Regions from separate parts of the Homo sapiens genome. Here region 1 is linked to region 2. The links are chromatin contacts, found by Hi-C or POLR2A ChIA-PET in ENCODE. All regions are on one chromosome and are shown on one strand. Each heading gives the region's core, a stretch centred on a gene start or an enhancer-like site at or near the end of the contact. The rest is flanking DNA. Distances are from core to core; before and after follow the strand shown.

Region 1 (2,873 bases), core at 373-2,872, 63 kb before region 2:
AAATCCTACAAATTAGTATATTGAAAAGTTTGTACCTTTATTTTGTGTTTTAGTAAGAATATAAAATAAATAAATAAAATAAATATAAAATAAAATAAAATTAGTTGTATTAGTTAGGGTGACTGCTGTAACAAATAGACCCCCCAATGCCTGATGGCTCAAAAACAATTGAAGTTGATTTCTACCCACCCCAAAAATCCTAGCCAGTGCAGGTCAGCAGAGGCAGGCAGGGAGGACGGGAGGCCGGGCTCCCACAGTCATTCCGGGACCCGGCTGCCAGGGGCTCTGCCAGCTTCAGCTCAGGGCTTCCGAGGCTGCCCTGGGCCTTGGCGCCCAGACAGCTGGAGGAGGAAGGATCTCACAGGGCAGAGCTCTCCGGTCCAGGTCCGAGAGCCATGGTGTAACTTCCACTGAGACGCCGTTGCCTAGAGCTGGTGCCCATGGCCAGACCCCTGCAGGGCAGATGGGAAAATGCAGGCTAGCTGTGTGCTAGGGATGGAGGTGAAGTGGGTTTTGAGTAGGGTGGCCCATGTAATTCATCCTTCAAACCAGGACCTTGCTAAGAGTGAAAGGTGTGATCAAGTTGTGCCAGAAAGGCAGGCACCAACTGAGACAGGACAAACGGTCACCCTGGGTTTGTGAGCAAAAACAGGCAAAGACAAACAAGACAGTGTTCTTATTTTCCTCATTGCCTGTAGAAGAGGAAAGCATGCGACCCGGCCTGTTCTACGCTTGGTTGTATTTCTCACACTTGTCAATATACCCGGGTCTGTTTATGCAGACAGCCTCTACTGAGTGGTTGTTTTTGTTTAACTTTTGCACAATGAACCTTAATGCATCTTTGTTTATTGAGCCAGTTCCTACAGATGGACACAAGTCATTTCAGCCTTTTCAATCACAAACAATGGTGCGGTGTTTTATACTGCACAGACATCATTTTAGGTCCAGTTTAAATAGTAGTAGTGTAGGCCAGGTGCGGTGGCTCACGCCTGTAATCCCAGCACTTTGGGAGGCTGAGGTGGGTGAATCACCTGAGGTCAGGAGTTCGAGACCAGCCTGGCCAACATGGTGAAACCCCGTCTCTACTGAAAATACAAAAATTAGCTGGGTGTGGTGGTGCGTGCCTGTAGTCCCAGCTACTCGGGAGGCTGAGGCAGGAGGATTGCTTGAATCCGGGAGGCGGAGGTTGCAGTGAGCTGAGATCACGCCATTCACTCCGCCTGGGCAGCAGAGTGAGACTCCATCTCAAAAAAATTAAATACATAAATAAATAAATAGTAGTAGTCATGAAATGAACACTTATGCCTTTACCATCTGTGAACATATGCATCTCAGATTAATGCATTATAGAGTTTTTCTTATTTCTGTACTTTATATAAATAAGATCAGATTCAAGGTATTCTTTTTGTTATTTTTCTTTTCTTTCTCTATTTTTTGATTTGGGATCGTTCTCTGTCACCCAGGCTGGAGTGCAGGGGCACAATCTTGGCTCACTGCAACCTGGAACTCCTGGGCTCAAGTGATCCTCCCGTCTCAGCCTCTCGAGTAGCTAGGACTATGGCCATGTGCCACTACACCCTCTAAGTTTTCTTTTTCTTTTTTTTTTTTCTGTAGAGATGGAGTCTTGGTATGTTGGCCAGGCTGGTCTCAAATTCCTGGGCTCAAGTGATCCTCCCGCCTCAGCCTCCCGGATTGCTGAGACTGCAGGCCTCTTTCGGGTGGTCATTCTGGCTGGCTGCAGGTATTCTTTTTAAATTCTGTGTTCTCCTCACTGTTGCTCAAAATTATGATTTTTGACACATGCGTCCATTGAATGAATGTTAGATTCCATTGAATGACTGTACAGTTTAAAAAATAGTTGAGTTTACTTTTGAGGGTTCTTTGGACCATGGCCAGTGTTTTGTGTTTTGGACCGTGCTGTACAGACACTCTCTGTCCTTTCGTGCCCGTGTGCAGCGTTTTCACTGTGGTTACGCCCGACAGCAGATGTGCTTCCTCTCAGGACAGGTATGTATTTCCTGTTGCTTCCCATTCTCCTCTTGACTTTCTTTTGCATTTCAGGCTAAGCAGCTTTTCACGTCTTTGCAATTTGAGTTTCCTCATTTGTAAATGCCCCTCTGAGTCTTTTGCTCATTTTCCTATTATATTGTTTATCTTTTCCTTATTAGATTAGCGGGGTTCTTTCTGTATTTTGAATACAAATTCTGTGTTGCTCATTATTGTTGAAATATTGTCAGCTTGTGACTTGTCTTTTCCCTCTTTATGACGTCTTTTTTTACTTTTATTTTTTATTTATTCTTATTATTTTTTATTTTTTAGTAGAGATGAGGTTTCGCCATGTTGGCCAGGATGATCTTGAACTCCTGGCCTGAAGTGATCCCTTTGCTTTGGTTTCCCAAAGTGCTGGGATTACAGGCATGAGCCGTAGCACCCGGCCTTTATGGTGTCTTTTGATAACAGAAGTTCATAAATGTAACGCGGTCAGGCTGGTCGATCTTGTCCTTAGGGTTGGTGCTTTTTGGTTTTGTGCTTGAGGATCCTCCCCCAGCTGTGGTCCCAAGCACCCCCTCACCCAGAGCAGGCAGTGACTTGGATGTTTGGGTAGCGAGCTCTGGGTCAAGTTCCTGGCCCACACCTGCCAGGAACACTCAGCTCTGACTTGCCGTGGAGCCCCCTGTGCCTACTTTGCTGTCCACCCTGGGTGGGTGTGCCCCTGATGCACTGCTGTCAGCTTCCCCTTTGGATCTGGAATTTTATTTTTCTGTCTAACGTGCTTGTCCCCGGTTGGACTGGCCTGTATTCCTTGGGCAACCCAGCAGGTGGCTTGGCCTTTGGACAATTAGCTCCTCTGCTCCCCTGAGGAAGGGAAGGAA
Region 2 (2,700 bases), core at 46-2,545:
CTCCACAGGCCCAATAGTGAGCTGGGCCACCAAGGCATGGGGGAGGCCCCTCCATTTCTGCCTTTTTCACCATGGCTGGGGAAAGGGGCAAGCTCAGGGTTAACTGGAGTCCACAGGGTCATTCAGTTTGATGGAGTGCCCCAGGCTGTCCTGGGGCCTGGCCTGCCTCCCTCGCTGTCTGTGCCTGTTCATGTGGCTTTTGGTTTTGTGTTTCTTGGCTTGTGAGTTGTGGTTCCGGAATGAGGGGAGCCAGGCAGAGCCTCACCCTGGAACCAAGCAGTGGGGGGTCCTGAGAGCCCCCCCGGGAGCCCAGAGCTTCCTCTGTGGATGGTCTCCCCTCTGTGGCTCCAGTTTAGGGGACTTGGGACAGAACCTTTTGCCATCCCCTGCCCTATTTGTATTAGGGGCAGGCTGTTCTTGGTGGAATACAGTTTCTGTGTGGCTGACACAAGTGTGAACTGCTGACTTGCCTTTTGTGGCTGAGTTCTGAGGAGTTTTGCTGAGAACAGCGCAAGGGTTAGTAGGTCCCAGCTGTGAGAGCTGAGGGACTGCTGTAGTTGTAGAAGCTGCTTTTGTCAAGAGACTCTCTCAGGAAAAATGTTCTCTGGATTTCCAGACCCTTTTCTACTCTTTCCCCTATTCCCAATGTACCCCTGGCCCGCAGACCCCCCAAATTCCCTAGTGTGGACACAGAGCCCTACTCTGCCACCAGGCCTGCACCTGGCCGCGGGTCCAGATGCCAGAGACATTAAAGCATGTGTGCGTGCACACACACACAAACACACACCTACACACACATGCACACACATGAACACACACAAACACACGAACACAACACACATACACATACACACACATATGCACACACAAACACGAACACACACACACATACATATGCGTGCACATAGAGAACAGAGTATTCATGAGCCTGTAGTACATGCAAAAAAGCCAAGTTACGTTTTTAAAACTTTTCTATTGCACCAGAAATACAAGATGCCGCCTAGAACGTTGGGAGAAGAAGGTCCGCCCCGCAGCCGGCCCCCAGGCGGGCCCGCTTGTTTGGGCCTCTGCCTGCCCGCCGGGGGTGTCTGTATTTACATTCGTCCACACCCGCCACAAGGGTTCCTTTTTCCCCACGTGGCATCGTACTTGGGAATACTTGGTAAAGCAAACTCATCAAGCCCACAAACTCTTCTCAGAGGGCGCAGGAGCCCCGGGGCAGCCATTTCTCGGCGGGCTGGTGCCCCGTCGCGGCGGGAGGACGGCGTCCGGCTGCTCGGAGCGGGGCGCACCCTGGCGGCGGGCGAGGGAACTGCTCCTGCCCGCGGGTTGCATGGGGGCAGGTGCCCTCAGGAATAGGCTGGAGAGGTTGGCACGGCTCTCTGCTCTCCCGGGCTTCAGTGAGGGAGAGGAGCTGTTACATTTTGGCAAACAGCAGACCTTTCTTTCCCAAGCCCCCGGCTTCTAGCCACCATGGTTGACCGAGTTCTTTCTCTGCTGTAGGAGAAACAGGGCCCAGCCCCCGGCTTTGCCCAAGGGTCCCCCTGGCCCTCCTTCCCCGTCACTGCCTGGGAGTTAGTGATGACTGGGGAGGATTGGTTTTTGGGAGAGGGGCTGCAATGAGGAGTGTCACATTTTCTGAAGCGACAAGGAAGCCTCTGCACCCAGACCCTCACGTTCGTTCCCCCATCCAGTGTCCACCTGCCTGTCTCCCTCTAGCAAGTAAGTCCTCCCAGCCCAGCCCCTGACTTTGATGCAATCCCTCCCTGAGAACTGAGAGGGGCAAGTGCCCTGCCTTGAGCGATGGGAGTTCCTCTGTAGGGCCTTGTCACTTGGGGGATGGCAGGCCCCTCGCTGCTGGTTCCTGTTCCTGTCCCTGTGCTGGGGACAGCTGTGTGCAGCTGAAGAGAATTTTCAGGCCAAGCCTGAGGTTCAGGGTCTACTCCCTGACTGGAACAGAAGTAGACAGCACAAAAGACGTTACACTGGCCCTGAGCATGCCAAGGTCAGGAGGGTGGGGTTGGTGGGGGACCATGGATAGTCCCCAAGAACATTGACAGGAAAGACCTGGAGGCCCTTATGCACCTGAACTGTACTTCAGGAGCCAGGGTGGGGGCTGCAGCATCTTCCCTGATGCGTGCTCTCCGCAGTGGGGATCTGTCTATGCATACACCCTTACAACTTGCTGTTCCAGGCTGTCATCCCTGATTATTTTCCATCTCTGTCATTGAGGAAACAAGAATCTAAGAGGCATAGGATCTTGCCCTGGGTCTGGCAGCTGGCAATTGGCAGAGGGAGGATTCGAACCTGGGCCTGTATTTCCAAATCCCACCCTCAACACCACATTGAGGAACAGCCCCTTGAGGCTGAGCTCTGGCAATTCCTTTAGTCCTCAGTGTGGCCTCGAGGGAGAGGTTTGGAGCGAAGCCCTGGGCCTTTAGCTTTTGGGGTTTCCAGGACCCAGCAGAGGCCCAATTCCTGGCTGCCCCTGCTTGTACTCAGGGGTCTTGGGGTCTTTGGTCTTGAGGCCCCCATGGCCTCCATTGTGATGGAACCTAGTAGTTTGTGGCACACAGCCATTGGTTCTTCATCAACCAAGGAGGCAGGGCATGGAGGAGCCGCAGGTCCCAGGAGAGAGGAGGTGGCTGTGGGTCACCCAGCCAGGAGGTGCTGGAGGGAGTGCGAGCCCCATTTTCTGAC

What was found. Hi-C counts contacts between places; a loop is a spot of excess contacts on that map. ChIA-PET counts read pairs that join two places held with the same protein, here RNA polymerase II (POLR2A). Pooled maps may share reads with other maps.
Region 1: a map of HepG2 shows a loop between it and region 2 (4-fold over the local background). The contact joins the promoter of LRRK1-AS1 here to the enhancer-like site in region 2. A Hi-C loop is called at or near these places in 5 of 168 maps with a recorded cell type or tissue (HepG2, K562, Right ventricle myocardium inferior and 2 more), 4 of 37 single-sample maps with no recorded cell type and 8 of 50 pooled maps. POLR2A ChIA-PET finds 5 or more read pairs at or near these places in 5 of 52 experiments (HEK293, HepG2, activated CD4-positive, alpha-beta T cell and 2 more).

Annotation. Positions count from the first base shown.
Region 1 is chr15:101,150,588-101,153,460 of GRCh38, reverse strand. It overlaps LRRK1-AS1 (LRRK1 antisense RNA 1), which reads left to right and starts at 1,622. Exons shown (of 3, transcript XR_001751724.2): 1 at 1,622-1,741.
Region 2 is chr15:101,087,551-101,090,250 of GRCh38, reverse strand. All of the region lies in intron 1 of LRRK1-AS1 (LRRK1 antisense RNA 1), which reads left to right. Among named protein-coding and RNA genes, the nearest start is that of LRRK1-AS1, 63 kb to the left of the region's middle. RefSeq lists a silencer at 1,139-1,378. Within about 2 kb of position 1,295, at least 4 of the 41 ENCODE cell types and tissues checked have a DNase peak (open chromatin) inside an H3K27ac peak, as active enhancers do.